Linked DNA regions of Mus musculus: regions 2 and 3 are each linked to region 1. A link is a loop called in an ENCODE intact Hi-C map of the cell type or tissue named here. Cell type or tissue: gastrocnemius. All regions are shown on one strand.

Region 1 (8,000 bases):
TGTGTGTGTGTGGTGTGTGTGGCATGAGTTTGTGTGGTGTGAGTGGTGTGTATGTGGTGTATGTGGCATGAGTTTGTGTGGTGTGAGTGGTGTGTGTGTGTATGTTGTGTGTGTGTGTGTGTGGTATGTGGTGTGAGTGGTGTATGTGTGGTGTGAGTGGTGTGTGTGTGTGTGTGGTGTGAGTGTGCTGTGTGTGTGTGTGGCCTGAGTGTGTGTGGCATGAGTGTGTGTGGTGTCATTGGGCACCCTGGGTCATTTCAGCTTCCCTGGAGTCTGGGGACTCTGCCGCTGGCAGCTGCAGCTGCACTGTTACAAGTGGGATGATTGGATGACTTTTCGTTTGGGCTGCAGGTGGAGCCTAGGGCTCTGTGCATGCTAGACAGAGCCTGGAACACTGACCGTGTCCCAACTAGAAGGCATTATTTTTAAACAAATCATCTGTTGCCAGGTGTCAAAGTTTATTTTAATTGTTCCGAAGAGAATCTTTTATTTTTTTTTAAGATTTATTTATTTTATTTATATGAGTACATTGTAGTTGTCTTCAGACACACCAGAAGAAGGAATCAGATCTCATTACAGATGGTTGTGAGCCACCGTGTGGTTGCTGGGAATTGAACTCAGGACCTTGGAAGATCAGTCAGTGCTTTTAACCTCTAAGACATCTCTCCAGCCCAAGAGAGTCTTTTAGAAGAGATGAGGGAAAGAAGTTACCAAAAGTTGAGTGACAGAGTTTTTGTGTTAATTAGGAAAAGAATACAAAATAGAGTTGCCAAGCAAATGTTAGTGTGAGCCTGTGGCCTAGTTTTTTGTTTTTTGTTTTTTTTTTTAATAATGACTTTTATTTTATTTTATTTATTTCTATGTATATGAGTACACTGTAGCTTTACAGATGGTTGTGAGCCTTCATGTGGTTGTTGGGAATTGAATTTAGGACCTCCAGTCAACCCCACTCTCTCTGGCCCAAAGATTTATTATTATATACTGTAGCTGTGCACCAGAAGAGGGCTTCAGATTTCATTATGGGTGGTTGTGAGCTACCATGTGGTTGCTGGGATTTTAACTCAGGACCTTTGGAAGAACAGTTAGTGTTCTTACCCGCTGAGCCATTACGCCAGCGCGTGGCCTAGTTTTTTAGGAAGCAGGATTTTCCAGGAGACTGAGGCTCGCCAGGGCTGAGACCACATTTTCTCTTCTCTTCTCTTCTCTTCTCTTCTCTTCTCTTCTCTTCTCTTCTCTTCTCTTCTCTTCTCTTCTCTTCTCTTCTCTCCTCTCCTCTCCTCTCCTCTCCTCTCCTCTCCTCTCCTCTCCTCTCCTCTCCTCTCCCCTCCCCTCCCCTCCCCTCCCCTCCCCTCCCCTCCCATCCTCTCTCTCTCTCTCTCTCTCTCTCTCTCTCTCTCTCTCTCTTTCTTTCTTTCTTTTTGAGATAGGGTTTCTTGTTGTAGCCCTGGCTGTTCTGGAATTCACTCTGCTGACTAGGTTGGCTTTGAACTCAGAGATCTTCCTGTCTCTGCCTCCCCAGTGCTGGGATTAAAGGCGTGTGGCATTATATTCAGTTCAGTTTCTTTCTTAGAAAATATTTATTTATAAATCATTTTTAGGAATGTGTTTGCATGTGTATTTGTGTGTGGGAATGTGCATGAGTGAAGCATCCCAGGAGGCCAGAGACATTGCATCTCCCTGGAGGTGGAGTTGAAAGTGACTGTGAGGCACTTGACATGGATGCTGGGAACTGGATTCTGGTCCTCTCCAAGAGCAGTGCATGCTCTTAGCCATGGATCCATCTCTCTAGCCCCTTCAAATATCTCTAATATAATTTAGTGTGTTAAATCTTGACATGATTGTGATCTAAACCACAAGTCATGTTTGGGGTTAATATCATTAGCGGACTAAAAAAATTACAATTTAGGCTGGTGTGAGGTGTTCGCCTGACATCTTGGCATTGTAATTGAGGCAGGAGGATCAAGAATTTGAAGTCAGCCGGGCGTGGTAGTGCACACCTTTAATCCCAGCACTCGGTAGGCAGAGGTAGGCGGATTTCTGAGTTCGAGGCTAGTCTGGTCTACAAAATGAGTTCCAGGACAGCCAGGGCTATACAGAGAAACCCTGTCTCGAAAAACAAAAAACAAACAAACAAAAAACAAGAATAAGAATAAGAATTTGAAGTCATCTCAGCTTGATCTTTATGATCTTGTAGTTGGTCAAAGGATTACATTTGATCAATTGTAAATTGTCAAACAAAATCTGGTGGCAAGAGGTACATCGTTAGGGTAGAGAGATGGCTCAATGCATGAAAATTGCTGCCATGAAAACTGAAAACTTGAGTTCGATTTCCTGAGCCCACATAAATGTGGAAGGAGAGAACTGACCACACACAGCCCGCTGACTTCCACATTTGTGTGTGTGCACACATGCTCACAGGCACGTGTGTACATACTCACACATTTAAAAACAGCTACACTCTTACCAAGAGTAGCCGAGGGCCAACCAAACAGCCTGATTTGTGAATACTTTGGCCAAGGCCTGAGCTAACTTTTACTACAAAGATCCGGAGAGTAATTTCATATTTTTTCAGGACATGAAAATAACAGAGCTATGTAGGGACACACGTGGCTGTGCTCCAGGAAAATGTTATTTACTAAGTCAGGAGTGGTGAGCCTAATACCCAAGGGGAAGCCAGAGGTTGAGAGTTACTGGCCAGTCTGGGATATATAGCATCATTCTCTCAGAGAGAGAGAGAGAGAGAGAGAGAGAGAGAGAGAGAGAGAGAACAAGCAACAAAACTTTAACAAAAAATGGGAAAGCACAAATTTGGCTTGTAGCTATAGTTGGCTAACCCCATTTGGCTTAGCATGTAGTAAGTGTTTAGCAATTGCTCTCAAATGGCAATTTCGAAATCAGTTCATTTTTATGTTTTTTTTTTGTTTTGTTTTTTTGTTTTTGCAAAAGGTAGAAGGTAGAAAGCAGGAAGTTTTAATGGTCAGTTCCTCAAAATACAGTCTTATCTAGAATGGATTTCATTTTATGTGTTTATTGAAGAAATGAAATCAGAACATGAAGGATGCTGAGTACAAGTGGGCTACTACTGCAATCAATCAATCAATCAATCAATCAATCATCAATCAATCAACCAACCAACCAATCAAGCACACATGCAAGCAAGCAAGCAAGCAACTAACCAACCAACCAACAACCAACCAACCCACATCAAAACCCAAGGCCTAAACCAAGCACCACATGGTGTTGATGTTCTCAAGTCTAACAGCAGGTGGCGCACGAGGCTAACACACGGCCGAGAACTCCCGAACCGTCTCATCACCGTGGCTTTACATTTTAAAGCCTCTGTTTTAATGAACAACACAGCAAGTTTGAGCAATGACTTTATGTTGACAGCACATTAAAAAATATCCTGGGGGGTCCCTTTAAAACTCATCGAGGTGACTTGGCTTTTGCTGGTCAAGCATTCCTGAAGCCTGGGTTTTTCCTGTAAAACCTTATGAATTACAGGAGTTTGGGTGAAGGCCCGGTGAGATAGAGATACAAAGGGAGGGGGAGGGGGAGAGGAAGGGAGGGGGAGGGGGAGAAGGGAGAGGGAGGGGGGAGCAGGAGAGTGTGTGTGTGTAGGCGAAGGTCATTCCATGGCCAGCCTGGAATATGAGACCCTTTCTCAAAAATCAAAAGACAGCTCATCAAAAAGTTTAATGGTTGGTTCTCTTCTTTCCAGTGCTGTTGTAGATTTGTGGGCTCAGTTCTTGAGGAAAATGGGCTAGTACACAAAGATGGCTTCAATGTGCTCTCTAGGCACGAGAGGGACCTTAGAGGAGAGATGGTGGAGTGAGGTTTCTTACTCTGCACTGAGCTGACCATGAAAATTAAGCTGGGTGTGGCCAGCACCATCAGACCCATCTACTCTAGACCCTAGGAGCTTGGGAATTGAGGGCAGCTTGGGCGACACATGAGACCCCATCTTGAGAAAAAAAGAATTACAGTGGTAATATTTATGTTGTATGTTTTGCCAAAATAAGTTAAAAACACTTTCCACAAAGTATTACCTTACAGGTCTCCAGGTCAGAAATCCAAAGTAGGTCTCAGGAGCTAACATGCCTATTGGCAGGACAGTGTTCCCTTTGTAGGTTTCAGGGGTGCAGTGGTTTCTACCTGATTATGTTTTCAGGTATATGAGTACACTGCAGCTGTCTTCAGACACACCAGCATTGGATCCCATTACAGATGGTTGTGAGCCACCATGTGGTTGCTGGGATTTGAACTCAAGACCTCTGGAAGAGCAGTCAGTGCTCTTAACGGCTGAGCCATCTCTCCAGCCCCTCTCTTCCATTTTTCAAGCCAGCAATAGCAGTTGAAGTTTCTTCTTCAATTGGTTCTCTCCTTCCACTATGTGGGTCTTGGGAATTGAACTCAGGCCATCAGGTCCACAGCAAGCTCCTTTGCCTGCTGAGCCCTCTAAACGGCTCTCATGCAATTTCTTTGATCTGTTCCTTTTCCTACCTCTTCCTTATTTTAATTTTATTTTTTTAAGTTTTTTTTTTTTAAGATTTCTTTATTATTATATCTAAGCACATTGTAGCTGTCTTCAGACACCCAGAAGAGGGCATCAGATCTCATTATGGATGGTTGTGAGCCACCACGTGAGCCAATCTCTCCAGCCCATTTTTTTAAGTTTTAAGATGAGGTCTTGCTATGGAGCCTATGTTGGCCTAAAGCTTATCATCTTCCTGCATCACTAACTTTTGTATGCTGGAATCACAGGTGTGCATCACCACACCCAGGATTTTAGAGACTCTTGGAACTCTCTTGCATCTCACTGGATAACGCAGGGTAACTTCTCCATTTCAAGACTAAGAACACATGAGATCTACAAAGTCTCTTTGCCATGAAGGTAACTCAGTAATAGTGATTCCGGGGCCAGTCATAGAGGTTCCGGGATCAGTCACAGCCGTTCCTGGGTCAGTCACAGTAGTTCTGGGGTAGGTTCTGGGACGCACCTGTACTTGCCACTGTAGACACAGAGGACAACTAAGTCTGGCTACGGAACTCACAGGGTCCACCTGCCTCTGTGTGCTACTATAACTTTCTGCATTGCTCTAAAGCAGTGATTCTCAACCTTCGGAATGCTGTGGCCCTTTAATATAGTTCCTTAGGTTGTGGTAGCCCACAATCATAACATTATTTTTGTGCTGGGTAGTGGTGGCACATGTCTTTTTAAAAAATATTTATTTATTTATTTTATTATATGTAAGTACACTGTAGCTGTTTTCAGACACTCCAGAAGGGGGCATCAGATTTCATTATGGATGGTTGTGAGCCACCATGTGGTTGCTGGGATTTGAACTCAGGACCTTTGGAAGAGCAGTTGGCACTCTTAACCGCTGAGCCATCTCACCAGCCCCAGCACATGTCTTTAGTACCAATACTCAAAAGGCAGGGGCAGGTGGCTCTCTGAGTTCGAGGCTAGCCTGGTCTACACAGCAAGTTCCAGAATAGCCAGGGCTACACAGAGAAACCATGTCTCATAAAATAAAACAAAAATTATTGCTATTTTAAAACTTTTTTGAAGTTTTGTAATTTTTGCTATCGTTATGAGCTGTAATATAAATATTTGTGTTTTCTGATGGTCTTAGGTGGCCCCTATGAAAAGGTTGTTCAACTTCCGAAGGGGTTGTGACCCACAACCTGAGAACTGCTATTCTAGAGGCAGAGACCCATATATTGAACTGGGTCTTGAGCTCAACGTAGCTTAGAATGAGCTTGTGTCTAAGCAGATCCACCATACCATCTGGTTTATGTAGTACGTGCTAGAGACTGAACCCAGGTCTAAACGGTGCTAGGCAAGTGCTCTACGGACCGAGCCACACCCAGGCCCAATGACCACAGGTCCTGAGTAGAGATTTTGTCGGCTCTAGGCTCGATGGCGTACATCTGTCAGCTAGACTGGATTACGCACATCAGCTTTGCCTTTGGATGGATTTTACAGCTTACCAGGCCACGCTCGCTCGTCTGGAGGCAAACTCGTGGAGATGTTAGGTGGGGGCACGAAGGAATAGGCAATGGGTGTGGCCTGCCCAGCAAGTTGTCCATGGCCTTCAGAAGCACAGAGCATAATCAATATGGATGACAAATTGATTTAGGCTGCTCCCTGCTGCCATTGTTCCTTATGGCTTTCGGTGGTTAGTTACTGCCATAAAGAAATTTATAAAATGTGTTTTTCCACACTTATTTACTTTGGTGTGTGTGTGTGTGTGTGTGTGTGTGTATGGAGGTCAGAGGATAGCTTTCGGGAATCAGTTATCTCCTATCACGTGGGTTCTGGGAATCAAATTGTATGGCTTGCCAGCACGTGACCCTACCCACTAGACCGCCTTGCCAGCAGCCCCAAGACACAAGTTTTAAGGATGAGGGTGGACCTGAACGTGGCAGCTTTTTCTTTTTCTTTTTAAAAATGTATTTATTTTATGTATATAGGTACACTGTAGCTGAACAGATGGTTGTGAGCCTTAATGTGGTTGTTCAGAATTGAATTTTTTTAGGACCTCTACCCACTCTGGTTGACTCCACTCGCTCCAGTCAACTCCACTCGCTCAGTCCTTGCTCCTGCTTATTATACGTTAAGTATACTGTAGCTGTCTTCAGACATGCCATTCCCATTATGGGTGGTTGTGAGCCACCATGTGGTTGCTGGGATTTGAACTCAGGACCTTCAGAAGAGCAGTCAGTGCTCTTACCCACTGAGCCATCTCGCCAGCCCATGGCAGCTTTTTCTTTCACATCCTTTTTGTTGTTGTTGTTGGTGATGATGATGCTTTAGAGTCCAGGACTCTCACTTGCCAGGCAAGCGATTGCTACTGGGCTACAGCCCCAGCCTTCATCACGTCGACTTGAACAAACACCCGTGGATCTGGCTTGTTTCCAGATAGGTATTTAGTAAATGCCTGGTTGTGATAATAGTTATCACAAACTATTTATTTTAAAATGATCACACGGCATGACTGACCTTTTTGGAATGCATATCTGTACATTTTAATACATGTAGAGATTTCTTTAGTCACCATGAGAATATAAACAGTTTCATTGCCCACCCCCAACTTCCCATTTATTCTTTTATAATTACATTCTCCTCCCTCTCTTGGTTCCTTGCAAGTTCTTATATATTCTATGTCAGTGTAGTATTGTCTTTTAAAGAATGTCATAGAGGGGCCATTGAGACAGCTCAGTTGGTAAAGGATCTTGCCCTGACAACTTGGGTTTACTCCTGAACCCTAAATCTCCTTAGGAAGGAGAGACTCCTAAAAGTTGGACTCTGACCTCTATAGCATGCCAACACACATATAATAAACTAGTGTAATAAAAATAGGATGAGTACTGTATAGGCTTGTCTGACATGCTTTGTGCCTGGCGGCTTCAAGCCCGGTGCCCCCCAAACAACAAAAAGAACCACTTGGTTTCTTTTTATTGCTGAGTAGCACTTAATACATTTTGCTTTTGGTTTTGAGTACCTACTGTGTGCCAAGGACTGTGCTAAGTTCTAGAAGTATAACAGACGACGGGTCAGCTTTAATGGATGGAGGAAGAATGTGTGCCACTCATCTATACTCATGTGCAGACTGTTATTCAGCCATAAAGAGTGAAATGAAGTCGCAGTAAAATGGGTGGAACTGAAAATAAGCCAGACCCAGGAACAAATAGCGTATGTTTTCTGTCTTAAGTGAACTTTGCATTATAAAAAGTAAATAAAGCAGGTTCCAGGAGTGTGACACACACCCTTTTGAGAGTGGGAGAATCAGCAGAAAAGGAAGGGACAAAGGGATTGAGAGTCAGATGATTTTGACACAGACTGATGCTAAAAAAAAAAAAAAAAAAAAAAAAGGGAAAATACCACAAGCCTGCCATTCCGTACAAATATTATATGTAAATTGTTTTAATAAAAAAGAGGGCTGTGGAGGTGGCTCAGAGGGAAAAGAGGCTTGCTGACAAGCCTGACGGCCTGG
Region 2 (8,000 bases), 210 kb after region 1:
TGGATTATCAGCCTGCCTTCCCATCAGGCCTGTGCTGAGCACATAATCTACCTCTTTTTTTCTTGGGCAAAATCACCTAAGGTTCAGTTTGATGAATTTTATTTCTGACTCTGCATGAAGGGTTGTCCCAATACCAGTATCCTTTGGATGGCAATGTTAGCCAGCTTTCCATGATAATCACAAAATACCAAGGACTGTCAGCTTACAAAGTCAAAAGGTAAATTTGAGCTCAAGGTTTTTGAGTTTCAGACTGTGGCCAGTCTGTCCTCATTTCTTTCAAGCTTGTGGTGAGGCCACACATCCAGGTAGGGGGTAGGAGAGCAGAAATGGTCATCTGGTGAGAGGTGGAGGTTGGCGGGGGATGAGGAACAGAAGAGGAGGCATGCTCTGTGTATGTGTGCGTGTGTGTGTGTGTGTGTGTGTGTGCGCGCGCGCGCGCGCGCGCGCGTGCTGTCTTCACTAAGAATACACGCCTATGCACGGATAGGCCTCCAACTATGCCCCATCCCTTACAGGTCCTGCTGTGCCTGGAGAGTAAGGTATAGAGTATTTGAGGACTTTTATCCAAACTCCAGTAGAGACCAGGAAGGACACCTGCTTACCAGTCATCTTGGATGCCCAGCCTGTGTCGTGCACGATATGAAATGGGTGTTTTATCTACATGAGTAAGACACAACATGTAAACTGGCTTCAGTGGCCCACAGCCATGTGGAGGGACAGAGAAGGACAGCCTATGTGTCCAGAGTTCCCTAAGCAGGACACCTCTGTCCCCTGGAGGAGTTTTGCTTACTGACAGGCCGGCAGATGATCCCTTCAGTATTGTCATTGGACACTCTGACTGACTATCTGCAGTGTGTCGTCCTCTGTGTTAGACTCAGTTAACAAAGATCTCACTATCATTCAGATGATGTTTCCAGTCTAGGAAATTATACATGGGCCATAAAATCTATTGTCCAAACTCAGATTTGATGGAGGGAAAGTGGTTACAAGGATAATTGAGTTAGGACAACAGACACAGACCACAACTGCCCCACACAAATCATAGTGAATAGATCTGTGTACGTTCATGTATAGACAGACATGTGCGTGTGTGAACATGTCATACCCCAGGATGCAAGTGAGTGTTGTATTAGTTGCTTTTGATTGCTGTGATTAAAATTAGGAAAAAAATAAAACTAACAAAAACAACCTACAGAAGGTTTCTTTTGACTAATGCTTGAGGAAAATCCACAGCCAGGTGTGGTAGGCTCTGTCTGTGGTAATAGATGAGATGCAGTCTCCCATAGCATGTTGGGTAGGAAGGAGAAAACAAAATCAGAACCAGGGTGGGTACAGCTGCCAAAAGCCCAAGCAGCTCCATAGCCTTCAGACACCACCATCAAGCTGGGGACAGAAAGCACAGCCCCCAGAGGACACTTCAGATTTAGGGGTGTTGGAACTCCATCCCCTCAAAGTCACTCCCTTCTCATTGCCTTGTGGCTTGTACAGTGTGAACAACTTCTTTGCCACCTATTCCTTGTCACAGACCCCACAACAGTGGAGCCAGCTGGGCAGAGTGAGCTGCCTGAGACTCTGGGCCAACCTTTCTTCTATTTGATGGTTTGAAGTATTGTGTCACAGTGACATAAAGCCAACACTGGTGACCACCCCATCCATCTTCCTTCTTATCAAGGACCGATTTGGAGTAATGGCCTTTACAGGGCATTTTCTGATCTTCTCCTTTAGACATCATCATGTCTCACAAATACTTAACACAGACAGCAAAATCTTTCTTTCCTCTTTGTCTGAACACGTAGACGCAAAAATACACGTTATGTCCTGGACTCTTGGCCAACACCCATAACTTCCTATGTCCTAATTTCACATTCAGGAAGTCTGTAACTCATTCAAAGATTCCCACAATCCTCTGATGATTGAGCGAAATCATTAGAAATGGAACAATTCTGGAAGGGCGTGGGACAGTGCCTTTCTGGGGTGAGGATAACCCTTCAAACCCTTTCTACCTGCCAAGGAAACAAAATTAAAGCTCAGCTTGGGGAGGTAATATTTCAGTTTGAGAGATGAATTCACACTGTGTGGGGGGCTGCAGGCAGGGTGGAAGGTAAACCTGGCTTCTGGTTAGATACTCAGACTTTCATTCCTGTGCCTGGGGCTCCATCTGGCAAAGGGCAGATGCTAACTAAATGCTTTTCATTAAAAAAAAGTTTTCCATACCCCAATCCCTCCTTGTATCTGTCCTGTATCTTGATGCACACAGTTGACTCAGCAGAACCAACAGAAAGGAGAGGAGAGGAGAGGAACAAAGGGAGAAAGAAAGAACAGAGAAGGAAAAAGAACAGGAAAGAGGGTAGGAGAGAAAAGAGACAGGAGAGAGAGAGTGTATGGCAGAGAGAGAGAGAGAATAAGAATAGAGAAAAGAGGAAAGGAAAGGAGAAAGAGGAGAGGCGAGATAAAAAGAGAATAGATACATGATGGATGAATGATAGATGGATAAACAGACAGACAGACAGACAGATAGACAGACAGACAGACACACGGATAGGCGATAGAGAAAGAGATAGGTGATAGGCTTCAGGTTGGTGGGGTAGGAGCTATATGTTGCCCTAGCTCCCTGTGCTTCTTGGCACCAGGGTGTGAACTGTTCAGTGCCCCCTCCCCCCAGGATGGACTGTCAGTGCCCCCTCCCCCCAGGTTGGACTGTCAGTGCCCCCTCCCCACAGGATGGACTGTCAGTGCCCCCTCCCCACAGGATGGACTGTCAGTGCCCCCTCCCCACAGGATGGACTGTCAGTGTCCCCTTCCCCAGGATGGACTGTCAGTGCCCCTTCCCCCAGGATGGACTGTCAGTGCCCCCTCCCCCCAGGATGGACTGTCAGTGCTGAAACTGTGAGCCAAAATAAGTCTGTCCTCCCTCAGTGTGCATCTGCTGAGTAACTTGGAAAGAGTGACAAGCTAAGTCACTCACACACAGATCAAGCTGTCCCTGAATAAAGGGACCTCCAGGCTCTTCCTTTAGCCGAGCTCTTAATTTCCCATTAGGCAAAAAGGTCAGATTTCTGTAGCCCTTCTAAATGGTATGGTGAATTCACATTCAAACATTATTTTATTTCACGGCCTTTGGACAAAGTGTACCCTTAACTTTATTCTTTTAATGGCCACATGGCCTTATTTACACACACACACATACATACACACACACACACATACACACACACACACACGTACATACACAGACACACACACACAGACACACACAGACACACACACAGACACATACATACATACACACAGACACACAGACACATACACACAGACACACACATACACACACACACAGACACACACACAGACACACACACACACACACACACACACACACACCCCGCATCAGCAAGTAAGCATGAGAAGCTGAATATCAACAGAATTTTTCATCTTGGGAGGAAGCTATTTCAGAGTTAGGCTCTGAAAATAACAAACAAAAGATTCACGAACCCCCGCCCCAAGCAAGTGGGGGTGGGGAGGCAGGCCACTCACCATTGTCCCTGCCCGGTGAAGACATATAGCTTGGAATGTGTTTCCAGCTGTTGAGGCACTGAAAGGGCTGGAGAAAAATTGCAAAAACAGGTCCCTTCTTATCAGAAACTGGGAAGTCGGACAGTGGGGACCTTGCCTCTGCCAAGAACGCAGGCTACAAGACAGAGGGAATACGTCCATGGAGGGCAGCCTGCAGCAGTCCTGGAATTAACTTACTTCTCAATATGGCCTGCACTTCTGAGCTCCCATGTGGGGTTTAAAAGATATACAGCCCCTAGGCCTGACCTGGGAGTCTCTGCTTCAGTAGGTAGAGTAGAGTCTGTAGAGTTTGCCTGTTGATTCTGATATGCCGGCTCAGTTAAAAAATAAAATCAAAAGCCAAAGATGAAGCCTGTGAATGTTCTGTGTAATCCCTAGGAAGAGAAATAGACTTTTATATGTAGATGTGACAGTTAATATTGATTGTCAATAGCTTCCAGAATCACGGAGGAGACAAGGCTCTAGGCATGCTTGTATGGTTGAGGGAGTTTCTAGATTGGGTTAGCCTCTGGGCATGCTTACGAGGGAGCCTTCCTGATTGTCTGGTCCATGGATTGGAGTCCTCCTGCACTGAGTAAGGAGAGTGAGCAGCAGTGGGCAGTGAGCAGCAGTGAGCAACAGTGGGCAGCAGTGAGCAGCAGTGAGCAGCAGTGAGCAGCAGTGGGCAGTGAGCAGCAGTGAGCAGTGAGCAGCAGTGGGCAGCAGTGAGCAGCAGTGAGCAGCAGTGGGCAGTAAGCAGCAGTGGGCAGCAGCTCTGTTCTTGCCAGCACCAGAAGGTGCAATGGGACCAGCCAGGCTCCTCCAGCTCCCACTGCCAGACCTCCCCGACCATGAGGGACTATATCAAGAAAACTATATGAACCAAAAACGAGTCCTTTCTCCCATATGTTGCTTATGTCTGGGTATTTTTATCATCACAGCAAAGAAAGTACCTAAGAGAGAAAGCTGCATGAAGAACGGAGAAAATCTCAAAACCAAACCAAAACAGAAACAAACACAGAAGAGGAAAAAAAAAAAAAAAAAAAAAGAAAGAAAGAAAAGAAAAGAAAAGAAAAGAAAAGAAAAGAAAAGAAAAGAAAAGAAAAGAAAAGGAATTCAGGGGATGGCCCCAGGTGAGAGTTGGGGCTGTGCAGGAAGAGCAGGATCTATCAGGTGCTGCCTGGCGCTGGCTGCTGGCACCTCGCAAGGAAACCCTGGACAGGGAGGGACTGACTGGCTGCTCCCTCCCATATTCTCATCTCTCTCCCTTTTTCTGAGAAAGCAAATGAATCCATCAGGACAAGGACACTGAAGCTATGTGAGCATTGCCACCAGGAGCCCTCCAGCTCACCCTCCCAAGGCAATGCTCAGGTGTGACATTTGGGGATGCTCTCCTTTTGCAGCAGAGATCCAAGGGTGGCATTGCCAGGGCCAAGTTACCACCTTGTGGCAGTTCTCTGCCTCTCCCAGGTGCCTTCACCCAAGCCAGCTGAGACTGCCTGCAGGCGGCCACACTCCCGCCTCGGGCTCCGCTCGGTTCGCGCGCGCCCTCTGGAGGCCACCGGAGTCGTGGGCCGTTCCTCGGGAGGCGTCCAGGCGTGGTCCTGTGACAAAGGACCCTGGAGCTGCAGACAGCCCTGGGGAGCACTGAAGACCTGCTGTAAATGGCCGGCTTTATGTGTTTACTCGCTTTCCCTGAGTAGGATTGGCGTGCTCCCTTTCCCAAAATCAAGGTTCAAGCTGGGTTATACAGGTGTTTGCAAGGTCCTGGGGTGAGGCTCAAAGAGAGTGTGGTCCCCAACAGAGTTCAACTCTTGCACCATGGGGACTGGACAAGTAGTTCCATCGTTCCCGATCTTCTGCAGCAAGGCCCAGAGCTGCAACCAGTAGTCACCAATAAAAATCCCACCTTGAGCTACAAGTTCAAGTGGTCCCCTGAAGCAACAGAGCCAGGCAATAGAGAAACAGATTCGTAGTGAGCCGTTAGTTACCATGTCTGTCTCCAGCCACATCCACACAATCATTCCACCCAAGTCTAGCCAAGTCAACCAAGGAACCTAATGGCAATTTACAAGTGGCACACCACGGAGAAAAGTCTCTCCAGATGTAACCATTAACCAGGGATGGTAGGCACTACCAAACAGAAACTACCAAGGAACCTGTGGGGGTCCTGGCAGCCACACTTGGCCAGGATGTAGATTCTGACTGGGGGTGGAGGGGCAGCCTCAAATTGTATTTGCCCCCTGCTCTCTGGTTGGTACCATTGTAGGGAGGGAGGGTGGGCATGAAGAGAAACCCAGGTCAGCTGCCTGTGGAAACACAGTGCTTGCAGAGACTGCCCGTTCATCATCCTGGCATCAGCCCTGGGTTCTGTCCAACTTTAAATCGTATTTCCCTGAAAGGTCAGAGTGGTAAGGAAAGGGGAGACAAGGAAACACTGTGGCCATGTGAGGACATGCTGCGACGACGGGAGGAGGAGTCGGAACCTCTCTGGAAGCTCTCAGAAGCATCAAGCACCAGCCCTTCATTTTGAAGGGGAGGCTAAACACACAGGAGCTGACTGTCACACCCTTCATGTGGCTGGGGCATCTGGCTCAAGAGTGTTGCTATGGGGAGGGCCATAGTACTGACTATGCCACAATCAGAAGATACTCTCGGAACCTCTGCCCACCACTGGAGACGTAGAGACCAGAGGACCCTTGGAGGCATATGGCCTGCCAGCCCACTGAATCCATCGGCTCCAGGTTCACTGAGAGACCTGTCTCAAACAATAAGGCAGAGAGAGAGTGGCAGAGAAAGACAGCTACCTGTGACCTTTTGCCTCTCTCCATGCACTGACCCCCCTCCCACAAACACACAACCACGTAGCCTCTGTTAATTCCCTGGAATGAAACTTATTTCCAAATACAGCATGGAACCGTATAACTTTATTTTTATTTCTAGGGCAGAAAATCTATACTGTTAAACTGTCAGCAGGTTTAAGCTGTACAACAGACACCACCAATCCTAGAACATTCTTATGATACACACACACACAGCAACCCTTATCTACTGGGAGTTTCTTTCCTCCCATCCCCCACTCTAGCCCCAAGCAACCATCAATTTCTCCTCTGTCTCTGACTAGCCTGTTCTTGACATGTCATACAAATGAGATCATAAGCGACCTTTGGATCTGGCTTCTTTCACTGAACATGTGTTTGAAATAGTGGGAAAACATTAAGGAGACATTGCCACTTTGGCAATTTTTAATAAACAGTTTAGGTTATTCATTCCAGCCTCCCTCTCCAGGACTCTTCTTGTTCTGTACTGAACACCTGTAACCAAACATGCTTTACAGCTCGTTCAAGTTATGGCAGGAGCTGATTTTTTTTTTTTTTGATGGCTGAATAATATTCCATTCTCTGTAGAGACCATTCTTCATTCAATCCCTCCATTGATGGGCATTTGGGTTGTTAGGAATTATACTGCCATGGATATTCATGTACAAACATGTGCGAACACATTTTCATTTCAGTTGGCTTAACCTTAGGCATGTTAATTTGGCCATATGACCGAGGAGCTGCCAAACTGCTTCCGAAAGCAGCTGGACCACTGACCTTGTGACTATCAGCACCTGAAGGTTGCAGTTCCTCTGCATCGGCACTAATGCTTCCTATTCCGTTGCCCTAGCAACTAATGATCACGAACATCCTTTCTTAGCTGATCATCTGTAACATTGTATCTCCTCGGAAGTAATGGCTATCCAAATCCTTTGCCTGGTTTTCAGTTGAGCTGCTTCTTTTTCTTGAGCTGTGGGTGCTCTTTGTGTATTCTTTTGGGGGGAGGGCGTTGGAAACAGGGTATCTCTACATAATCCAGCTTGTCCTGGAACTTGCTCTGTAGACCAGGTTGACCTTGAATTCAGAGACTCACCTGCCTCTGCCTCCTGAGTGCTAGGATTAAAAGCGTGAGCCACCCATGCCTGGTTTCTTTATGTGCTATAGAGAGGAGTGTCTTATCAGATAAACAATTTGCAAATACCTTTCATCTCTTACATTTGTTTTCAGTGCCTTGATTGTTATGGCATAGGATTTTAGTTTTGACAGAGTCTAGTAACAGGTTTCATTACTTGATTTGTGATAGGCATGGTAGGCTTGCTTTAGGTTATATTTTATTGCAGCGGTAGAAAGCAAACAAAGACACATGTACATTTGTAGTGTATTTTAAGTTAACTTTTATATATGCTGTAAGGGTTAAACTCTCCTTGGTTTTGTTTTGAGAAAGTCTCACTATGTAGCCCTTGGCTGGCTGCCACTCACTGTGTAGACCAGGTTAGCCTCAAACCCACAGAGATCCATTTACCTCTGCCTCCTGAGTGTTGGGGCTGACTAAATGTGTACACCACTGTACCTGTCTTCAAACTCACTCTTTTCAAAAGATGGAAACCCAGTTAAAGCCATTAGCAAAAC
Region 3 (8,000 bases), 100 kb after region 1:
AATCTGAGAGGCCCAGTGGGTGGCAAACAGCTCACAGTACCAACTCTATATGTAATTTCCTGTCCATACGCATGATAGGGTTTTACTTATAAACACAGCAGAGTAAGGGATGAACGGTGACCAGTAATAAACATGACCACTCACATCTGTACACTGCCCCCCAGGTTGTGTGGCTGTGGACTGTGGGATTTTCCATTGAGCATTTCTGTATTTCATCTAACTGTGGCTGACTGACACCTAGGCACCAGCACTGTGGTGAGGACCTGCGACAGATGTCCACATGCAGTACTCTGCTTTGGTCTCTGGGGATGAGGCATGGCTACTTGGCTACACTTTCAAGCTCCTGATGATGCTGGCAGTAGCCCTGACCTCATGGGGTGGGGAGCTCTGCTTACTTCCTCTGGAATGAATATTTCCCATAGCACTGGCCCCAAGGAGCATGAGCCTAGGTGCTTGTAGGATTAAGCACATCTTTTGTGTGTCGAGGGCAGGTCTTGACCAGGCAAGAGAGCTCAATGGTTCATTATGCTAGCTGCCAAACCTGACAACTTCAATTTGATCCTCAGGACTGACATGGCAGAAGGAGAGGATAATGGATACCATCAAATTGCCCTTTGCAAAGACTATGTTATGTACAAATACACACACACACACACACACACACACACACACACACACATGTAATCTAAAAAAGAGAGCGAAAACAGGCCTTTTCTTACTTGACAATGCTTCCCAACTGAAAACCCAAGTCACCCAAGAGATAGGGCCCCATGTGTGTGTATGTGTGTGTGTACATGTACGTACACTGGAGCATGTGTATGTGAAAGCCAGAGGAGGAAGGTAGGTGTCATCTACATCCTTATTCCCTTGAGAATGTGACAGCCACTGTCAAGAAGCCCCCAGTGCTGAGGTTTCAGGCTCATGAAAACCATGCTTGGTCTTTACAGGAGTGCTGGGGATTTGAACCAAGGTCCTCAAGCTAATTCAGGAGTACTCTTACATCTGAGCCATCTCCTAGGTATCACATACAGATTTGGGCTATGGCAAGAGTTCCTGAAAGACCTAGAGACAAGGAGTTTAGACCATCTACAGAGGAGAGTTTCTGACAGCTCTAGAGCAAGCCTTCTGGGTGGTGGTGGGGATATCAGGTCAGCCAGAGCTACACAGCACAGCAGAACTCTGCCTGAGGTTTTTTGTTTTTGTTTTTGTTGTTGTTGTTCTTAAGACAAGATCTCATGTAACAAGCTGTCTACAAACCTGCTGTGTAGCTTAGGTTGACCTTGAACTTCCGATCCTCTGGAGTGCTAGGATTACAGGTGAGTACCCGCCATACCTGATGTATGTGGTGTAGGGATTGAATCTGGACCTTCATACACGCCAGGCAAGTTCTCTAGCAACCAACCTCCAACCCTAGTTCCTGCCCAGGCTCTTGAGCGACAGGGACTGTGGACTATGAGATAATACATGTTTGACGATTTGCTACTAGAATTTAGAGTGATTTGTTATGCAGTAATAGATAACTAGTAACCTCTAAAAATTAAACACAATTGTGCCCAGAAAAGCAGACTGAATTCAACCAGAGAGTATCATAGGATCCCTGAACTTAAATTTTATATCTTCCAAATGCCTTTTTTTTTTTTTTGAGACAGGTTTTCTCTGTGTACCCCTGGCTGTCCTGGAACTCACTCTGTAGACCCAGGCTGGCCTCGAACTCAGAAATCCACCTGCCTCTGTCTCCCAAGTGCTGTGATTAAAGGCGTGCGCCACCACTACCTGGCTTCCAAATGTCTTTTACAACTGTCCTTTCTGGGTTAAGTGGCCTGTTTTCTTCTATACCTATATTAAACCCAGCAGCTCATCAGCACCACCATCATCCCCAATACCAGGACCACCACCATCACCACCATCATCAAAGATGGTGCAGTATGTATCAGATATTATTCAAGGGTCATAACTCATTTACTCTTTATTCACAGTAAACTTATAACAATTATCCATATTTTATAGAGGAAGAAACTGGGGCCAAAGCCCTTGTTATGTGACAGTTTCAAGAAGTCTAGCTTAATAATTACATAACGATTGTGTTCTAGGTTCCATGGGTCTTGTCCAAGTTTACAGATAGGAAGTGTGTTCACATCTAGTTAGCTGAACATCAGGCACCAAGTTATTAGGAATTATTCTCTCTAGATGCCTTCTGTTTTTATGGAACAAGTTGAACATGCCTCACTAAGGCTTCATCAACATGTATGTTACCTTACCTGTGAATACTAGGCTGGCGTTTTCCAGTTCTTCCTGGGGAACTTTGAAGCTGAAGGATTCATTGTAAAAAGGATCAATTGTGCCTCGTAAGAATGATGTCTTCTTAGTTTTCACAAGCTTGAGTCCGTGTACCAGCTGGATTTTCACAAATGGGTCTGGGGATTGGACACAACATTGTAGACTACCAGAGATGATGAAACATAATCTAGCCATCTCTCATCTCTTCAACTTCCTAGCCATCCTATCAGACTCCAACTCTCCTATTCATCCATCCATCCATCCATTCATCTACCCACTCTCTCATCTGTCCATCCATCTCTCCATCCCTCCATCCATCATTTATTCCTCCCCATCCATCATTCATCCATCTATCTCTCCATCCATCCATCATCCTTCCATCGAACTTGTTATCTATGTAACAGAGTAACCATCTATCCCCTCCCCATCTCTCTGTAGTCTTCATTGCTGAGGACAGAGCCCAAAGCCTTCTGTACACAGGCGATTTTACTCCTGAATTATTTTTTATTTTTTTTATCAGTCTACCTACTTATTCATTTATTCATCTCACCACTCAGCCATTTATTAATCCAGGCGTTATTCAAGCCTTACTTTCGCACACTCATTCCCCACGTGTCCAGCTGTTCTGCCTGACTACTGTTCACATCTAGCCTCCATCTGCGGATTCCTTGTCTGACCATTGTTCATGTCTAGCCTTCTATCTGCAGATTCCTTTTCCTCTTTCTCCACGTATCTTCCTCCACTTACTGAACTCATCCCACGTTTTAGGCACCATGTTCATTTTAGAAATGGGAAAATTGTAGATTTAAAGATAAGGAGTAATTTGAGTAAGATCTACTTAGTAGAGGCAATCCAGAAGCAGGAGCCATTTGCAAGGTAGTGGGCTCACAGTTCATACTCGGGCGAGTGAAGGCAGAATTAGAAACGACATGCATTGGTCATTTTTATAAGTTTTGAAAGGAATTTGTGCAGGTGGTTGAATTTAATATTTATTTAACCCAGTGAGATAAATACTGTCACTGTACAATTATGGAGATGAAGAATTTGGCTAAGTAACTTCTCTAAGATCACAAGCAGCCCAGAGACACTTAGTGGCAGGCAGTTGGATGCCCTTTCTCTTCTCAGCATCCTGACTCTCCACTGTGGTGGGTCTGAATGTTCCAGCCACTGTAGCAGTTCTTCCTCCAGCCTTCTTGAAGCCTCTATTGTATAGTGTGGCTTCTGAGAACTCAAGGTGAACTCTAGATTCGACTGTCACCTCATTGCAAACAACTTCCTTTGGCTATTGGATCTGGGGAAGACAGCATTTCCACCACCGAGCATCCTTTACTGTCATGGGAGAAGCTATATACAGATGGAACAGAATCGGCTTTTTGTTAAGTGTATTTGAACTTGTTTTTTTTTTTTTTTTAAACAGAAAGCAGATAACACAGTAGCTCTTTCAGAGCTGGGATTTATAAAGATTTATGATATGAAGGTAATGAGCTGTAAACAAAAACAAAAACAAAACAAAACCCTCAGGCTGGGCCCACTCTACTTGCTGATCTGATCACTTGTGCACTACCACCACCTAGAGCACGGCATCTGCATTACAGGCATAGTGTGTGGAGAAACAAGCTACTTCTCAGGCAGAGAAGACAGACTTCAGAAGCAATCACAACTGGCCACATGTGGGTTTCTGAGATCCCATCACTGACCTGTTCCATCCTAAGACACAGCAGATCATTTATTTTTCTTTTGGGACTAGTATTGTCGCTCTAGATGCTGCCCACCCTTGTGTTACCTTAGCAACAACATCCAGGACACAACACAACCCAGCCCAGATCCCTCACACAACAGAGAACCCCTTAGAGACTTAGTGGATAAGGGATATACTGTACCTGAACCCTGGCTCACATCGGTCTGCAGGAGTTGCTTGGCTCGAATGATGTCCACGTTCAGTCTGCCAGCACTTGGGAGATAATTTAGAGAAAGCAGCAGCTCCCCGAGCTCCACTTCATTCTGGAGGGAGGGACACCATCAGAAAGAAGGTGGGCAGGAAGGACACCATCAGAAGGCTGCTTCCTCACATTTCCGCCTGTCGTGTCCATGGTACAGGACACTGGCTCCCAAAACCCATGAACAAGTGACTGAGAGCGGATCAGTAGACAGTGGGTGCACAAGAGGACACTTCTACGTGCACATGTGTGTGAGTTTGTGTGGAGGCAAGAGGACAGACAAACTTGGGTGTCATCCTCCTGAACACCATCCACCTCATTTGACACAGGATTTCTTACAGATCTGGAGCTCATAACATAGGTTAGACTGGCTGGCCAGTGAGCCTCGGGATCCTCCTATCTCTGCCTCCCCAGTGTTGAGATTATAAATGTGTGCTACCACACCCAGAATTTTTATGGAGATTCTGGGGATTGAACTTTCATCATCAGGAGTACAAGTGTTTCACCAACTAAACCATGTTTGACTTTTCCCCCCTTAGCTTCTGTATCCAATTATGTTCCTGTCTATCTCAGAAAGTGTTTTCTTTCTTCTCTTAGAAGCTCTAATGGCAACAACCATCATGGCAGCAATGGAAGTGACGGCCAAGTGCTGTGCTAAGTGCTGTGCATGTAACAACTAATTTAATCCTTAGGATGAGCCCAAGAGGCGATAATGTTTACTTCATTTAATAGATGTTGAAAATGAGTCTCGGTCCAAAGTCATACAACTGGAAAGTTGCAGTTGGGACAAGAGACATGATCCTAGATTCTTCCAACAGCAGAGTGCTTCCTGGGCAAGCTACTGTTCTTAACCTGTAGCTAACAACAGAGCCCACACTCTTACTTTAACTGTGCTCAGTACATTCACTCTCCCTCCATAGAAATCTGCATAAATACCCAGGATGCATGACTCCATGCTGCCTAGAAAACAAAGCCTTCATTTTCATCTCCCTAGTTTTTAACAAATTGTGAAAAAAAACATTGTCAGCCACTTCCGAGTAGTGAATCATTCTCCATGTACCCACTGGCCAACTGTATGTTATAAACTTTCACCAAATGGTGTTTTATCTGTACTTACCTCTACGCATAAAAGAAATTAGCTGACTATTTTCAACGAAGTCCCAAGTAGGATGTAACTTTATTTGTGTAGCCCCTAGAAAGCATCTCTATATGACCAAGACATTAAAATAAACATTCCTAGGATGTATCAGAAGTCAAAAACATCTAAGGAACCTCAACACACACACACACACACACACACACACACACACACACACCCCATGTAGAATCATGGATTACTCTATGATCAATCTAGATTTGAATACATCTTCACTCAATCTCATGTATGAGTCTAATGGACCTCCTAGACACACACCATGTTATTAGTAGTACTTCAGAATGTGTCTCTAAAGATGTTTCATCCATCCATGCATCCATCTATCTACTTATGTATGTATGTACACATGCACCCATCTATCTATCCATCCATGCATCCATGCATTCATCCATCCATCCATCCATGCATCCACCCCCATCCACCCATCCATTCATGTTTTCTACTCCTTTCAACACACTGACAGAAAGTGGCAAGTATAAAACAATGTTTATCACATTATTGGCGAGATGAAGACTCAAGCCAAGAGATTCCTATATGGCCTGCGCATGGTGGTGCTGACCTTTTTAATCACATTGGAGAGGTAGAGGCAGGCAAATCTGGATGAGTTTGAGACCAAGCTGGTCTACATAGGAAGTTCCAGGCCAGCCAGGGCTGCATGAAACCCTGTCTCAAACACAAATGACATAACCAGATTCTTACGTGGATCAAGTTAACCTATAAACAGGAAACAACCTCAGAATTAACTACAGGTTTCACACTTGCAGCCTGTGTATTGTGTTTGACTCGCATCACATTGAAACAGTTAGTGATTATTATGTATTTTAAAAGAAGCTACTTCATAAAAAAAAAAAAAAAGAATTCTTGCTTTGCTTGAAAAACAGGAAGGTCTGCCAGTGCTGGGCCCGTGTTCCCACTTGGCAACCAACAAGGCTTCTTTGCTTAGACAGACTTTAGTCCTGGGCCCATCTGTGCAGTTACTTGTGAAAAGCCAGTTTTAGCCAAAGGCCCTGCTCACTTCACTTATCAAGAGCTCCTCCCTTACTCTCTTTCTCTTTTATTTTATTCGTTTGGTAGTTGGGGGCAGATACCCTTATACTGAGCCCTTGGTGGCACCAAGACTTTGCTGTTAATATCTGAAATCCTTACTGTTGGGCTAGGTTTCTCTCTTCCACCATCCCATAGAAGGTGTCTAGTCACTCGGCCAATCTTCAGCAAGGTTGATTTAGATAGAATCCCTCTTCCTTTGGAGGTACCCCTCAGTAAGAATCCCATCATTGATCCTGGATGAGGATTGAGTCCAATCTCTGTCCCTCTACTAAATCTCATGACTGTGTTCCCTATGCCATCATGATGGTCCTCTACAAAGTCTCATGACTGTGCTCCCTATGCCATCACAATGGTCCTCTACAAAGTCTCATGGCAGTGCTCCCTATGCCATCATGATGGTCCTCTACAAAGTCTCATGACAGTGCTCCCTATGCCATCACGATGGTCCTTACTAAAGCCTGACTTACTGTGCTTTGAAGTTCTATTTGGGGTCTAGGAAGGTGGTTCTGTTGGTAAAGAATCTGCCGCCCAAGCATGTGGATACAACAAGTTTGGATCCCCGGCACCCACATGAAATCTTGGTTTGGTAGCACAATCACTCCAGTGCACACAGACCAGAGGATCCCTGGAGCTCAATGGCAGACAGGTCACCCTAGCTGAGTTGCTGAACTCTCTGTTTGTTGAGAGATGCTGTCTAAAATATAAGGCAGAGAGTGAATGAGAAAAATATTTGGTACACACCTACACAAACAAGTATACACCCACAAATGCATACAAAAACATGTATATACACATATATACAATTATGGACATATACAAACATATATACCCACAAACATGTACACACTTTACACACATGTATACACCCATGTAAACATGTACGTACCCATAAATACACATATACACACAAACATGTATACCCACATATATGGACACGCGCACACACACACACACACACACACACACTTTCTCTGATGAGGCAGGAAATGTAGTTCAGTAGTACAGAATTTGCCTTGCAACCATAAGGGTTCCACCTCAGGACTGGAAAAAAAGTGTCATTTTAACACCTCATACTACCTTTTTGGTGAGACCCACCCTTGCATTGTGTCCCATCTGGTTGTCTTTGCCCTTCCAGGCTTTCCCTGCCTTGGGCTGGAGGGTCAGAGTCTTAAGACAGGAAAGCTGACTTGGTACTCTGGGTCATAAGAGCAGTTCAGGGCCTTGGTGTACTTGCTAGTGGCCTCCTGCTGGTCCTCCAGGGCCTGGAAGACACAACAGCCTTAGTGTCTGACCCTGCAGGCACGTCTGTGTTCCTGTCAGTGAGGCTGAGACTCCACAGGAGCCCAGGCCAGGGGAAGCCATCAGGTCCTCAAGAGTTGTCCCCTTCCCAGGCTTATAATCCAGAACAACGCCTCCCTCCTCTTTTCTAATATTTACAAGCTTCTGGTCTCATGATGCCTTCGATGTGGAGCTGGGGGGTGGTGGTGGGAGGGATTAATAGCTCACACGGTCAGCCTGCCTAAACACCAAGGAATAAACTGAAGTGTTTCTAGAGCAGAATGAAGGGTAAGACGGCTCGGGAG

Evidence for each region. Hi-C counts contacts between places; a loop is a spot of excess contacts. Peaks named below come from ENCODE experiments on the same cell type or tissue, not always from the same donor. Only the 100,000 strongest peaks of a DNase experiment are listed, where the experiment ranks them.
Region 2: a loop joins it to region 1, with 14 times the contacts of the local background. A loop is called at or near these places in 28 of 42 quality-filtered maps.
Region 3: a loop joins it to region 1, with 13 times the contacts of the local background. A loop is called at or near these places in 33 of 42 quality-filtered maps.

What each region holds. Positions count from the first base shown.
Region 1 is chr7:118,301,740-118,309,739 of GRCm38, forward strand. No RefSeq gene overlaps it. Among named protein-coding and RNA genes, the nearest start is that of Gm35083, 21 kb to the right of the region's middle. In gastrocnemius, a CTCF peak has its summit at 3,263 (motif pointing right); a DNase peak (open chromatin) is centred at 3,266; H3K27ac peaks cover 612 bases.
Region 2 is chr7:118,513,800-118,521,799 of GRCm38, forward strand. It overlaps a transcript of Coq7 not described here. Among named protein-coding and RNA genes, the nearest start is that of Coq7, 16 kb to the right of the region's middle. In gastrocnemius, CTCF peaks have their summits at 4,166 and 4,374; a DNase peak (open chromatin) is centred at 5,086.
Region 3 is chr7:118,405,767-118,413,766 of GRCm38, forward strand. It overlaps Syt17 (synaptotagmin XVII), which reads right to left. Exons shown (of 8, transcript NM_138649.2): 6 at 4,158-4,278; 7 at 2,259-2,414. Among named protein-coding and RNA genes, the nearest start is that of Syt17, 34 kb to the right of the region's middle. In gastrocnemius, a CTCF peak has its summit at 3,852; DNase peaks (open chromatin) are centred at 376, 3,854 and 6,292.